Regions from separate parts of the Homo sapiens genome. Here region 2 is linked to region 1. Evidence: chromatin contacts called from ENCODE Hi-C data. All regions are on one chromosome and are shown on one strand. The core of a region is the stretch at or near the end of the contact, and the rest is flanking DNA. Distances in the headings are between cores, read along the strand shown. Region 1 holds the start of ZNF441 (zinc finger protein 441). Region 2 holds the start of TNPO2 (transportin 2).

What was found. Hi-C counts contacts between places; a loop is a spot of excess contacts on that map. Pooled maps may share reads with other maps.
Region 2: a pooled map shows a loop between it and region 1 (7-fold over the local background). The contact joins the promoter of TNPO2 here to the promoter of ZNF441 in region 1. A Hi-C loop is called at or near these places in 5 of 50 pooled maps.

The regions. Positions count from the first base shown.
Region 1 is chr19:11,764,445-11,770,900 of GRCh38, forward strand. It overlaps ZNF441 (zinc finger protein 441), which reads left to right and starts at 2,556. Exons shown (of 4, transcript NM_152355.3): 1 at 2,556-2,752. The coding sequence starts at 2,750. RefSeq lists an enhancer at 2,717-2,816 and silencers at 2,887-3,026, 3,477-3,586.
Region 2 is chr19:12,721,783-12,728,238 of GRCh38, forward strand. It overlaps TNPO2 (transportin 2), which reads right to left and starts at 2,150. Exons shown (of 26, transcript NM_001382241.1): 1 at 1,987-2,150; 2 at 1,467-1,583. RefSeq lists enhancers at 65-683, 684-1,301, 1,100-1,249, 1,302-1,920, 1,921-2,537 and a silencer at 510-599.

The DNA.
Region 1 (6,456 bases), core at 1,306-3,805:
AGATCAGATGGTTGAAGGTGAGCAGCATTATTTCTAGGCTCTCTATTCTGTTCCATTGGTAATGTGTCAGTTTTTGTAAAAATACCTTACTGTAGCCCTGTAGTATATAGTTTGAAGTCTGGTAGCATGATGCCTCCAGCTTTGTTCTTTTTGCTTAGGATTGCCTTGACTATTTGGGACTTTTTAAGTTATTTTTTTCCAAGAACTAAGTCTTGCATTTGCTAATCTTTTGTATGTTTTTTTTTTTTTTTGTATCTCAATTTCCTTCAGTTTAGCTCTGATTTTGGTCATTTTAGCTCTGATTTTGGTCATTTCTTGTCTTCTGCTAGCTTTGGGATTGGTTTGCTCTTGCTTCTCTAGTTCTTCTAGTTGTGATATTGGGTTATTAATTTCAGATCTTTCTTTTTGATTTGGGCAGTTAGTGCTATAAATTTCCATCTTAACACTTCTTTAGCTGTGCCCCAGAGATTCTGGTATGTTGTATCTTTCTTCTCAGTTTCCAAGAATTTCTTGATTTTGGTGTTAATTTCATTATTTACTCAGAAGTCATTCTGAACCAGGTCATTTAATTTTGATATAATTGTATGGTTTGGGGAGATTTTCTTAGTCTTGATTTCTATTTTTATTGCACTGTGGTCTGAGAGTGCAGTTGGTATGATTTTGTTTGCTTGTTTTTTTAATTTGCTGAGGGTTATTTTATGTCTGATTATGTTACTGATTTTAGAGTATGTGCCATGTGGTGAGGAGAAGAATGTATAATCTGTTGGTTTTGGGTGGAAAGTTCTGTAGATGTCATATCCATTTGGTCAGGTGTTGGTGGAAGGCTAAGGAGGAGCAAAGGCAAATGTTACATGGCGGCAGGCAAGAGAGCATGTACAGGGAAACTGCCCTTTATAAAGCCATCAGATTTCATGAGACTTATTCACTATCACGAGAACAGCATGGGAAAACCGCCTCCATGATTCAATTACCTCCCACTGGATCACTCCCATGACATGTGGGGATTATGGGAGCTGCAATTCAAAATGAGATTTGGGTGAGTAAGTCTCATGAGATCCGATGGCTTTATAAAGGGCAGTTCCCCTGCACACGCTCTCTTGCCTGCCGCCATGTAACATTTGCTTTTGCTCCTCCTTTGCCTTCCACCATGATTGTGAGGCCTCCCCAGCCATGCTGAACTGTGAGTCAATTAAACCTCTTTTTCTTCGTATCACCATGGGTGCCAGCTCCCAGTTAATAACGCTTTTTTTTTGTTTGTTTTTAAATAGAGATGGGGGTTTCACCACATTGCCCAGGCCGGTCTTGAGCTCCTGAGCTCAAGCAATCCACCCACCTCAGCCTCCCAAAGTGGTGGGATTGCAGGCATGAGCCACGGTGCCTGGCCTCATAATGCTTTTATATCTGGTATTCTTCATAAAAATATGAAGATGAATGTTTTCAAATTCAAAGTCTAATGTCTCAGCCTTTGATTGAAGCATTTAATTCAATAACATTTATAGGCTTGATGGAAGGAGCATTTCCACGCTGTGTTTAGGAGACAGGAGGGCAAATTGAACTCCCAGAGTTAAATCCATTAGTGCCCCTGACTCATCCCCAGGTTCTGATCCACCCTAGGGCTCCATTTCAGGAATTATCGTCTGGCCTCCAAGCTTTGGAATATGTTTGGCCTCCTGAAAGTGGTTGACTTGTGAACTGTGTGTGGATGCAGCAGGCTGCTTATCTGAGCTAGTTCAAGTTTTTGCTTTATAAAATATTGCCGCCATATAATTCCAGTTTTTCCACACATTTAACAATTTTATTTATTTCTTTTTTCTTTTTTCTTTTTTTTTTTTTTTGAGACGGAGTCTCCCTCTGTCTCGCCCACTCTCTCACTGCAGCCTCTGCCTTCCAGGTTCAAGTGATTCCTCTGTCTCAGCCTCCTGAGTAGCTGGGACTACAGGCGTGCGCCACCACATCCGGCTAATCTTTGTATTTTAGAGACGGGATTTCACCATGTTGGCCAGACTGGTCTCGAATTTCTGACCTCAGGTGATCCACCTGCCTCAGCCTCCCAAAGTGCTGGGATTACAGGTGTGAGCCACCACGCCCGGCTTTGTTGGGGTGTTTTTATATTCTGCACTGAAAATTAGTAGATTGAGACATAAGGTGGGAGAAAGGCTTGGCCTGTGCAGCCAACAGCCTCATCCAAAACTCCTGATTCCTGGAGGACATCAGCCCCTCCCTTCTGCTGCAGTGTGGCCTGGGCTCCCTTCCTGCTCTCAAATCAGGGGATAGCTCCACTGGACAGTGAGTCTGGAATTTCCTGCACAGACTTGTGGGTCCCTGTCCAAGAGGAAAAAGGAGGAAGGTCAGGACATACTGCCTAAATGCAAATGTCCCCTGGGAGGGGGTCAGGTCACAGCGCAGGGAGGAAGCTAGTCCTCTCAAGGCCTGTCTGGAATCTGTTTATCAGGTTCCACTCCGCTGCCCGAGATCGCTTCTTCCGTTACTCAGTGCCCGGGGGAGGGACCTGGCGCACTATCCAATCAGGGCCGCGGGGCGGGGTCGTGAGAACTGTCAATCAGGCGCACTGACCGGAGGAGGGTGCAAGGTTCAAAGAGCCCGCCGAGTCTTCTCCACGCCCCTGCACTGGGCTCCGGGTTCTGTCACTGAGAGACGCCCTGGAACGTCTGTGGCAGCTTCTGTCTCGCTGGGACCCGCACTGACAGCGGGAGGCAGAGGGAGGAACCTGGACGCCGGAAGCCGGGAAATGGTGAGTGTGTGAGGTCTGGTGTCCCGACGCGTGAGAGGAGAGACTGGTTGGAACCGGCCGGAACCGGCTGTGGTGGCACCAGGTCTTCCCCGCCGGCGACACCCTGGCGCAGCTCGGCCCTCGGTTCCCTCGGCCGCACGATGGGGCTGGGGCGGCAGCCGGGACCCCGGGCGTCCTGTCCCGTCCCTGCGCGGCCACTGCGGCCCTGGCCCTGGAGGCCTGTCTGGGCAGCTCCGCGCCCGCAGTCCTGCGTCTCCCCAGATTGTGCGGCTGTAACCGGCACAGGTTCGCGGCCCGAGTCACTGCACCGAGACGCCGAGGGCTGCAGCAGAAACAGTTTAATAGGGGGAGAGGGGAGGACACCCCAGATCCGCCTTCCTGAGAGGTTTGGGGATGGGGTGTTTAGGGGTGTGGACAGGGGCGGCTGGGGCGTGGGGTCGCTGGATGGTGGGGAAGTGAGGGGTGACTCTTGGGACTGGAGGTGAAGAAACCGCATTCTTCTGCTGAGTGGGTTCCCTTGTGGGGTCTTCAGCCTGGTTGGCGCCAGCCTTTCCGCTGGAATTCAGGATCTGAGAAAGAACTCAGGCGACTCTTGAGCAACTCTCAGAGATCTCATCCCCAAGCACAATGGCGAAGCCGGCGGTCAGCATCTGCTGTGGCCTGACTCTTGGGGAGGCGGCCCCGCGAGGCAGCGGGGCTGAGGGCACCTGGTTAATATCTAACTGCAATCTCGCCTCCAGCCTGGCTCGCAGTTCTGTGAACCCGGTGAGGAGGCTGCACGGTGATGACAGGTCACCAGGCAGACTCGTGTGTGGGGTTTGTGTGTGGGAGGAGTTGTGGTCTGTGTGGTCCCCTGTCCCTTCTTTCTTCCCAAGGGTGACCCGTTCGCCTTCGAGTCTTCCAAAGATGTGGGCAGCAGGGTCTCAAGTCCACCACTGTGTTCTCTCATCCTAACTCCTCCTAGGGCCGACAGAAAATCCCTTGGCTTCCAGAGCCTTCCTCAGGCTTTCTCTCCTCAATTCACAGCAACTTTATGAACTCCTTGTCCCCCAGTTTATTTTTCAAACAGAGGCTAGTATTTTAATTGTCATTTTGTTTATACATAGCAATATATGGCTCTTTGTAAAAGGTTTTGTGTTTGTGAACATTTCACATGAGAGGAAGCAGAGAAAAACCACCAGACATTTCGCTGTAAAAAAAATGAATATTAATAAATAAAATCTTTGTTACTGTCCTCCCTTCATCATCCCTAGACAGAGACACCTTTTGAGAATGTCTTTGGATTAAGTTTCCTCTTTGGAAACGTTACAGAGTGATGAGTCCCCAGCCCATCCTCTATGGTTTCCTGGTCCTGGGTTTCAGAGCTGCCTGGGGCCACCCCAAGATGCCCACAGCTGCCAAGTCTCTTGTAGTGTCAAGTGAATATCAGTCCCTTTGTCACTCCTCCCAGAGGACACCCTGAGGTGGAGATGGTGGGACCTTGTAGGGAAGCAGCATGATGCCCTGTAGTGGGAGGAGTCTCCTGGTATACCCTTCCTCAATAAGCTACTTCCTTAGAACACTCAGCTTTTCTTCCCCCATCCCTTCCTTGGGGATATATGGCTGGTCAGCCAATTGGATGGTGGTATTAAGGGGACAGGACTGAAATGATTCTTCCCTTCTGATGTTCTCAGACTAATGAAGGGAGAAAACTATCCCTAAGGACAGGAAAACCAACTCCACTGAGGTGGTGCAAGAACCTGAAAAGCTAACAATGTAGTGTCTCCTGGGATCATGGTTATTGAGCACTTCGGTGAGCAGCATGGTGATGGGGGATGTTCCAGGTGATAGGAGGACCTGACTTGACACACTCTGCACCCATAGGGAGGTGGTGAAAGGAGATGATGGTATAAGGGATGCATATGGATCAACCAAATTGAAGAACTGGGAGAAGATAGAGAACTAGAAACTGTGTCAAGGGTCATAAAACCCCTTTTTTGGTATGGAAAAACGAAACCACACTCAAAATGGAAGCTGAGGTAACAAACTGAGTAAAAATTAATGAAAACTGGAAAGTCTATAGTTAGTTGATCATTGTATATGGAGATGCTGGGCAGAAGATGGATTATTCTCCTGTAGGTAACCATTTGTCTCCATCATTTCTGTTGAAGTGTCCCTCATTTGTATCACTGCCTGGCAATACCTGCTGTGTCATAGGTTCTTGTACCTTAAGTAGATGCTCTTGTTCCAGAATTTGCCATTTTTCATTGGTTTATGTATCCATCAGTCTGCTAATATCATACTCTCCTGATTACTATAGTCTTCAAAGCCTTGATGTGTGGTAGAGAAAGACCCTTCCTAACTTAGTCCTTTGGGTTGCTATAACAAATTTACCATAGACTGCATGCCTTACACAACAGATATTCATTTCTCAAAGCTATAAAGGCTGAGAATTCAGTTTCAAGCAGCAGGTCAGTTGTCTACTAAAGGACTCTTTTTTTTTTTATTTTTTATTTTTGAGATGGAGTCTTGCTCTGTTGCCCAGGCTGGAGAACAGTGGCATGATCTCAGCTCACTGCAACCTCCGCCTCCTGGGTTCAAGTGATTCTCCTGCCTCAGCTTCCCAAGTAGCTGGGACTACAGGCACATGCCACCACCCCAGCTAATTTTTTGTATTTTTAGTAGAGACGGTGTTTCACCATGTTAGCCAAGATGGTCTCGATCTCCTGACCTCATGATCTGCCCACCTCGGCCTCCCAAAGTGCTGGGATTACAGGTGTGAGCCACCGTGCCCAGCCTGGGCCTCTTTCTTGATTTGCAGATGGCATTCTTCCTGTTATGCCCTCACATGGTGGAGATATGTCTGTAATGTCTGTCTAGTTTTGGTGTTAAGGCAGTTGTATTAGTCCATTTTCACACTGCTATAAAGAACTACCAGAAAAGAGGTTTAATTGACTCACAGTTCCTCATGGCTGGGGAGGCCTCAGGAAACTTACAATTGTGGCGGAAGGGGAAGCAGGCACTTCTTACATGGTGGCAGGCAAGACAGCATGTGAAAGAGGAACTGTCAAACACTTATAAAACCGTCAGATTTCATGAGAACCCACTATCACAAGAACAGCGTGGGGGAAACCGCCCCCATGATCCAGTCACCTCCCACAGGTCCTTCCCTTGATACATGGGGATTATGGGGATTACAGTTGAAGATTAGATTTGGGTGGTGACAAAGAGCCAAACCATATTATCAGTGTTGGCCTTACAACATGAATTAGAAAGTGTTCCCTCTGCTTGTATTTTCTGAAAGAGATTATAGAGAATTGGTGTCATTTCTTCCATAAGTGTTTTCCAGAATTCAACAGTGAAACCATGCTGGCCTGTTCCTTTTTCTTGGGACTTTTTGTTTGTTTGTTTGCTTGAAGTGGAGTTTTGCTTTGTTGTCCAGGCTAAAGTGCAGTATCATGATCTCACTGCAACTTCTGCTCCCTGGGATCAAGTGATCCTCCCACCTCAGCCTCCTGAGTGGCTGGAACTCCCACTACAGCCTCCTGAGTGGCTGGATGTGCCACCCCATCCTGCTAATTTTTTGTGTTTTCTGTAGAGATGGGGTTTCACCATGTTGCCGAGGCTGGTCTTGAACTCCTGGGCTCAAGCAGTCTGCTGATCTTGGCCTCCCAAAGTGCTGGGATTACATGTGTGAGCCACCACGCCTAGCCTACCACTGCACT
Region 2 (6,456 bases), core at 900-3,399, 960 kb after region 1:
CCCTGAAATTCCCTCCGACCCTGTCAGCAGTAACCCCTGCTGACGGATCTCTGTTGCCTCTCCCAGTCAAGTTCGGCCGAGCCCCCCACCACCTCGTGTCAGTAACCCCCTGGTCCGATCCTTGCAGCCTCCCCCAGTTCGGCCTGGGTAAACACCCCCCGGGGCATTCCCCTCAACGGATCCCAGCAACGCCTCGAAGTCAGATCCAAGAAAACCCTCTAGGCCGAAGTCTGACGCCCCTCCCTGTCAGGACCCAACGAGCTCCCCTCCCCCCACCCCGCTCAACTTTTCAGTGCGGCCTCCCCCAATCAGACCCAACCAAGCCCCACCGAAACAGGCCCCTACACACACCCGATCCTCGCGACGTCCCCCAATCAGGCCCCAAGCAGTCCCCAGACGCTTCCCCCAATCAGATCCCCTCCAGCCCGACCCCAGCAGTCCCACTGGCCCTCTTCTTGAGGAGCCCCGACATGGCCTGGCTCCGAGGCCCCACCCCCTAAGCTCTGCTCGGTTCCCCCCTCCCCCGCCCGGCCCGTTCTAGCTGCCAGGAGGATCGGGCCCAACCGGCTTCCCGGCCTTTCCCGGTCGGGCGCGGCCCCGACGCCCGGGCCGCGCGCGGCGCAGGCTCGGTGCCCGGCGGGGGTCGACGCAAGCCGGGGCCAAGAGGGTCGGGCTCTGAGTGAGGCCCACTTACCCGGCCCCGGGCAGCAGCGGCGGCAACTCGCGCTGCGGCTTCTCCAGAGACTCGCGCGGAAGGAGGGAGCCAAAGAGAGAGAATTAAAAAAAAAAAAAAAAAAAAAAAAGAAAGAAAGAAAAAAAAAAAAGAAAAACGCGGCCGTAGGTGAGCCGCCGCGGCTCCCGTACTCCGTTCAAACTGGTCCCGCCGAGCCAATCGGAAGGTTCAACCTTCACACGTGCCCTGGCACTTGGGAAACCCGGGCTGAGACAAGGTCCGGTCACGTGACCAAAGAGTTGCCGTTTCTTTGGCCTCTCTAGCCAGCCGGTCCTCCCAGTGTCTCGTTTTCCCAGCATCTTTCACTGACCTGACCGCAAGCTCTTTAGCTGGAGCCAGGAGTTTGGTAGCGCGTGGGGACTTTGTGTGTGATGGATCCAGGAACCCCTCGGCCAGAGCCAGCACCCTCCTTGTCACCTTCCTCCACTAAAAATTGAAATGTGCCTCCCTTCCCCCATCCAGAGGTACTTGGGAGGAGTACGCTGTGTGTGCGCAAGGAAAGAGCTGAGCGTGCTCTTTATACCCCAGAGACAAAGGAAAGAAAGCAGGACAAAGTAAGTGCCTGAGACAAGCCGGGTTCCTACAGAAGCCTCTGCCACTTTTTGCATTATTTTCCAGTACTGTTTGATAGTTTTTACAAGGAGATGAAAAAGCCACAAGGATATAAATTTTTGAATAAAACGAAATGAACTAATAAAATAAACTTTGAACCACGCCTAATCCCTTTCCCTACCTGAAGTTGAATGAGGTGGAACAGCGCAGGAAATTCTGGCAAGGGCAGGGTCATGAAGAAAGAAATCTTCTTGATCCTTGCGACGTCTGAAGACAGTAGGGCACCGTTTTTCCTTCTCTTGAGAGAGGAGCAGATGGTAAAAAGCTGGAGACCCTGTAGCGTCTTGGTTTCCCCTCCCTGCCCTGCCGATAACAAAGTGGGAGACCTCCTGCCACTTGAAGCCTCAGTTTCCCCACTTGTCAAATGGGTATAAGAGCAGTTCGCGCGATTAGAGATCATCCAAGTTAAGCATGACCTGGCCAGCTCTGAATTGTTCCTTAAAAACGTGGCTTTACCCTCCAAGGCTCAAGGCTGTTCTTTTACTGTATTCAGCCCCTCCCTAAGCCGATATTTAATGAATTCACCAGCTCTAATCCCAAAGAACAACCCACCCTGCCCTGAGGAACTTTTTGACCCTCGAGAGAGGCAGAGGTCAATTTTTGCCCCTGCCTGAAGGAGGGGAACAGCTATCTCAACCCACTTGCCGTAGGCAAAGTCAGTCCCGGCTCCGTTCATTCATGAAAATCAAGTCCCGGGCCTCCAAGGTTAGGGAAGTGTCGGCAGGCGCCTAACTCCACTCGGAGAATCGCGGAAGACACCCTAAAGGAGCAGTTGGGATTCCGAGGTAGCCAGTTCCGCTGGACTGAAACCTGGGCTGAGAAACACGTGCAGAAAGCCGCCACCAAGGCATGCGTAAAGGCCTCCCTCTCCCCCACCCTCCGATAAGCCCTGGAACTACAAATCCCGTCCTGCCATGCGCCAGGGTCGCCGCGCTTTGGGGTTTTGGCTGAGACTCAAATTGGCAGGAGGGTCTCTAGACCAACCGAGGTGCATGGGGAGCAGAAGAGTGAGACTGGGGAGCTGGGGCTGGATTTGGGGGTTCCTGGAGCGAGTGTGAACGATAAGAGCTTTCTGGTCAAATTTGGGGGCTGCCCCAGATAAAGATCAGATGGGGAGCGAGTTTGGGATGCAGGAGACAATTTGTTAAGGTTCACCCCCTTCATATAATATGGCAAATTTTCAGCGGCCCTCCGCAAGCCTTGGGGCAGAACAAAGTAGCCCCTGCTGCATGTGTGGTCCACATTGTTGGCCCTTGTGTGGTCACGGAATTTTTTCTTCCTCTCCAGCTGGTGAATTTGAGTGTTGAATCAGGACAAGGTTTTGGGTTTTTGTTGTTTTGTTGTTTTTGTTTTTCTATTTCTTTGTTTTGTTTTGTTTTGTTTTTGAGACGGAGTCTCGCTCTGTTACAAGGCTGAAGTGCAGTGGCGCGATCTCAGCTCATTGTAACCTCCGCCTCCCGGGTTCAAGCGATTCTCCTGCCTCAGCCTCCCGAGTAGCTGGGATTACAGGCATGCGCCACCACGCCCGGCTAATTTTTTTTAATAGAGATGGGGTTTCACAATGTTGACCAGGATGGTCTTGATTTCTTGACCTCATGATCTGCCTGCCTTGGCCTCCCAAAGTGTTGGGATTACAGGCGTGAGCCACCGCGCCTGGCTTTTTTTGTTTTTTTGTTTTTTGAGATGGTGTCTTGCTCTCATTGTCCCGGCTGAAGTGCAATGGCTCAATCTCGGCTCACTGCAACCTCCGCCCCCGGATTCAAGCGATTCTCCTGCCTCAGCCTTCCGAGTAGCTGGAATTACAGGCGCCTGCCACCACGCCAGGCTAATTTTTTGCATTTTTAATAGAGATGGGGTTTTGCCATGTTGGCCAGGCTGGTCTTGAACTCCTGACCTCAGGTGATCCACCTGCCTCGACCTCCCAAAGTGCTGGGATTACTGTGCCCGGCCCAGTTTTCCTATTTCTTTCTTTCTTTCTTTTTTTTTTTTTTTTTTTTTTTTTTTTTTTTTTTTTGAGACACTGTCTTGCCCTGTCGCCCAGGCTGGAGTGCAATGGTGGGATCTCAGCTCATTGCAACCTCCGCCTCCGGGATTCAAGCTATTCTGCCTCAGCCTCCCGAGTACCTGGGACTACAGGCACCCGCCACCACACCCAGCTAATTTTTGTATTTTTAGTAGAAACAGGGTTTCACCATATTGGCGAGGCTGATCTTGAACTCCTGACCTTGTGATCTGCCCGCCTTGGCCTCCCAAAAAGTGCTGGGATTACAGGTGTGAGCCACCGTGCCTGGCCTTTTTTCCTTTTTTTTTTTTTTTTTTATTTTGAGGTGGAGTTTTGCTCTTGTTGCCCAGGCTGGAGTGCAATGGTGCAATTTCGGCTCACCACAACCTCTGCCTCCCGGGTTCAAGTGATTCTCCTGCCTCAGCCTCGCGAGTAGCTGGGATTACAGGCATGTGCTACCACGCCCTGCTAATTTTGTATTTTTAGTAGAGACCGGGTTTCTCCATGTTGGTCAGGCTGGTCTCGAATTCCCGACCTCAGGTGATCCACCTGCCTTGGCCTCCCCAAGTGCTGGTATTACAGGCATGAGCCACCATGCCTGGCCTTTTTTCCTATTTCTTAAGCACCTACTGCATGTCAAGTGGTTTCCAAATGTTATCTCATTAATACCGGATGTGGTGGCTCATGCCTGTAATCTCAGCACTTTGGGAGGCCGAGGGCAGATCACGAGGTCAGGAGATTGAGACCATCTTCTGGCTAACACAGTGAAACCCTGTCTCTACTAAAAATACAAAAAAATTAGCCAGGAGTGGTGGCCTGCGCTTATAATCCCAGCTACTCAGGAGGCTGAGGCAGGAGAATCGCTTGAACACGGGAGGCGGAGGTTGCAGTGAGCCAAGATCACACCACTTCACTCCAGCCTGGGCGACAGAGCGAGACTCTGTCTCAAAAAAAAAAAAAAAAAAAAAAAAGGCCAAATGTTATCTCATGCAAATCTCACAACAGCCCTATGCCTGGCAAACTTACCCTAGTTCAATTAGAAGCTCTCTGTGCCAAAAGAAACTCACAGAATTGGTGTCCAACCAGCCGGGCGCGGTGGCTCACGTTCATGCCTGTAATCCCAGCATTTTGGGAGGCCGAGGCGGGCAGATCACAAGGTCAGGAGATCAAGACCATCCTGGCTAACACGGTGAAACCCTGTCTCTACTAAAAATACAAAAAAAAATAGCCAGGCGTGGTGGCGACCGCCTGTAGTCCCAGCTACTCGGAAGGCTGAGGCAGGAGAATGGCGTGAACCCAGGAGGCGCAGCTTGCAGTGAGCCAAGATCGCGCCACTGCACTCCAGCCTAGGCGACAGAGCGAGACTCTGTCTCAAAAAAAAAAAAAAAAGAATTGGTGTCCAACCGCGAATCTGAAATGTGAGACAAACGTGTTCTCAATTTACAGCAGCCTCCCTTCCCAAGCCTCTCATCACACTGTCCCCCGAGTTCAAAGGTCAGCACTTCAACTAACTTAACACAGTCCCCAAACGCAAGCCAACTTCTTCACCCTGGAAAGCACTAGCTGTTTTAAACAATGGCAGGGTTAGATTCTATGAATATTGCCCTTACTTTAGAACTTGACTCTAGAGATGCTTCTTTATTTTACCCCTATTTGATAGATGAAGAACCTGAAGTACAGAAAAGCTAAGTGACTTACCCAAGATCACACAGTCAACAGGCACTAGAATAGTCAGAAGCCAGGGCTGTGTGACTCACCAAAACCTGGATATGATTCTCCTCCCTCTTCAGACTTTTCTCAGGTCAGAGCAGGTAAGTACTGTAAAGGGATGTGCCTGGACTTTCAGCCTCTCCTGCCTCTTGACACTAGAATAGAGGCTGAGATGCTGCAGGGCGACCTACTTCCCAGGCTTCTGTTGCTTTTTAAAGATCCAGTCTCTGCTGGTGGCTTTGGGGGAGGAGGAGGTAGGGATGGCTCCATTAGCTTCCTGTGTTCCCTCCCCCCATACTCCACCCCCAAGGCCAAAGTCACACCTGGGCTAGCTTAGCATCCCCAAAGTAGGAGGGAGAGACCTTTCAGCCCACATGCAAAGTAAAGCAGAAAAACCTTATTGTGTGTTAGCAGGAAGCGAAAGAGGAAAGGTATCCTATTCTTTTTTTTTTTTTTAATTTTTTGAGATGGAGTCTCACTCTGTTGCCCAGGCTGGAGTGTAGTCACTGCAACCTCTGCCTCCCCAGTTCAAGCGATTCTCCTGCCTCAGCCTCCCAAGTAGCTGGGATTACAGGCGTGGGCCACCACCCCCAGCTAATTTTTGTATTTTTAGTAGATAGGGTTTCACCATGTTGGTCAGGCTGGTCTTGAACTCCTGACCTTGTGATCTGCCCGCCTTGGCCTCCCAAAGTGCTGAGATTATAGGCGTGAGCCACCACGACAGCTAGGCTGTTTGTTTTTTTTTTTTTTGAGACGGAATCTCACTTTGTTGCCCGGGCTGAAGTATAGTGGCACAATCTTGGCTCACTGCAACCTTTGCCTTCTCAGATTCAGGACATTCTCCTGCCTCAGCCTCCCGAATAGCTGGTATTACAGGTGCGCGCCACCACGCCCGGCTAATTTTTTGTATTTTTAGTAGAGACAGGGTTGCACCACATTGGCCAGGCTGGTCTCGAACTCCTGGCCTCAAGTGATCCTTCTGCCTCAGCCTCCCAAAGTGGTGAGATTACAGGCGTGAGCCACCACGCCCAGCCAACTTTTATTTTTTGTAGCAAGAAAGGTCTTGCTGTGTTGTCCAGGCTGGTCTCGAACTCCTGGGCTCAAGTGATCCACCTGTGTCTCGGCCTCCCCAGTCACTGGGATTACAGATGTGAGCCACCATTCTTGGCAGGGCAGGGTTTTTGTCTGTTTAGGTAGCTGACTTCACATAGCAGATGCTCATCATTTGTTACATGAGTCAGTGCTCCACCCCAACCTGCACAGACTGCATCTGGCAAAATCTGAGAGCCTGTGGTGTACCGGGGTAGGCCCACCTCAGCCCACTCCCAGGACCACAGCCCTGTGCCTTCCACCCTCTACTTGCTGAGGCCGTGTTTCTCTGAGTCTTGGTCCTCTTTTG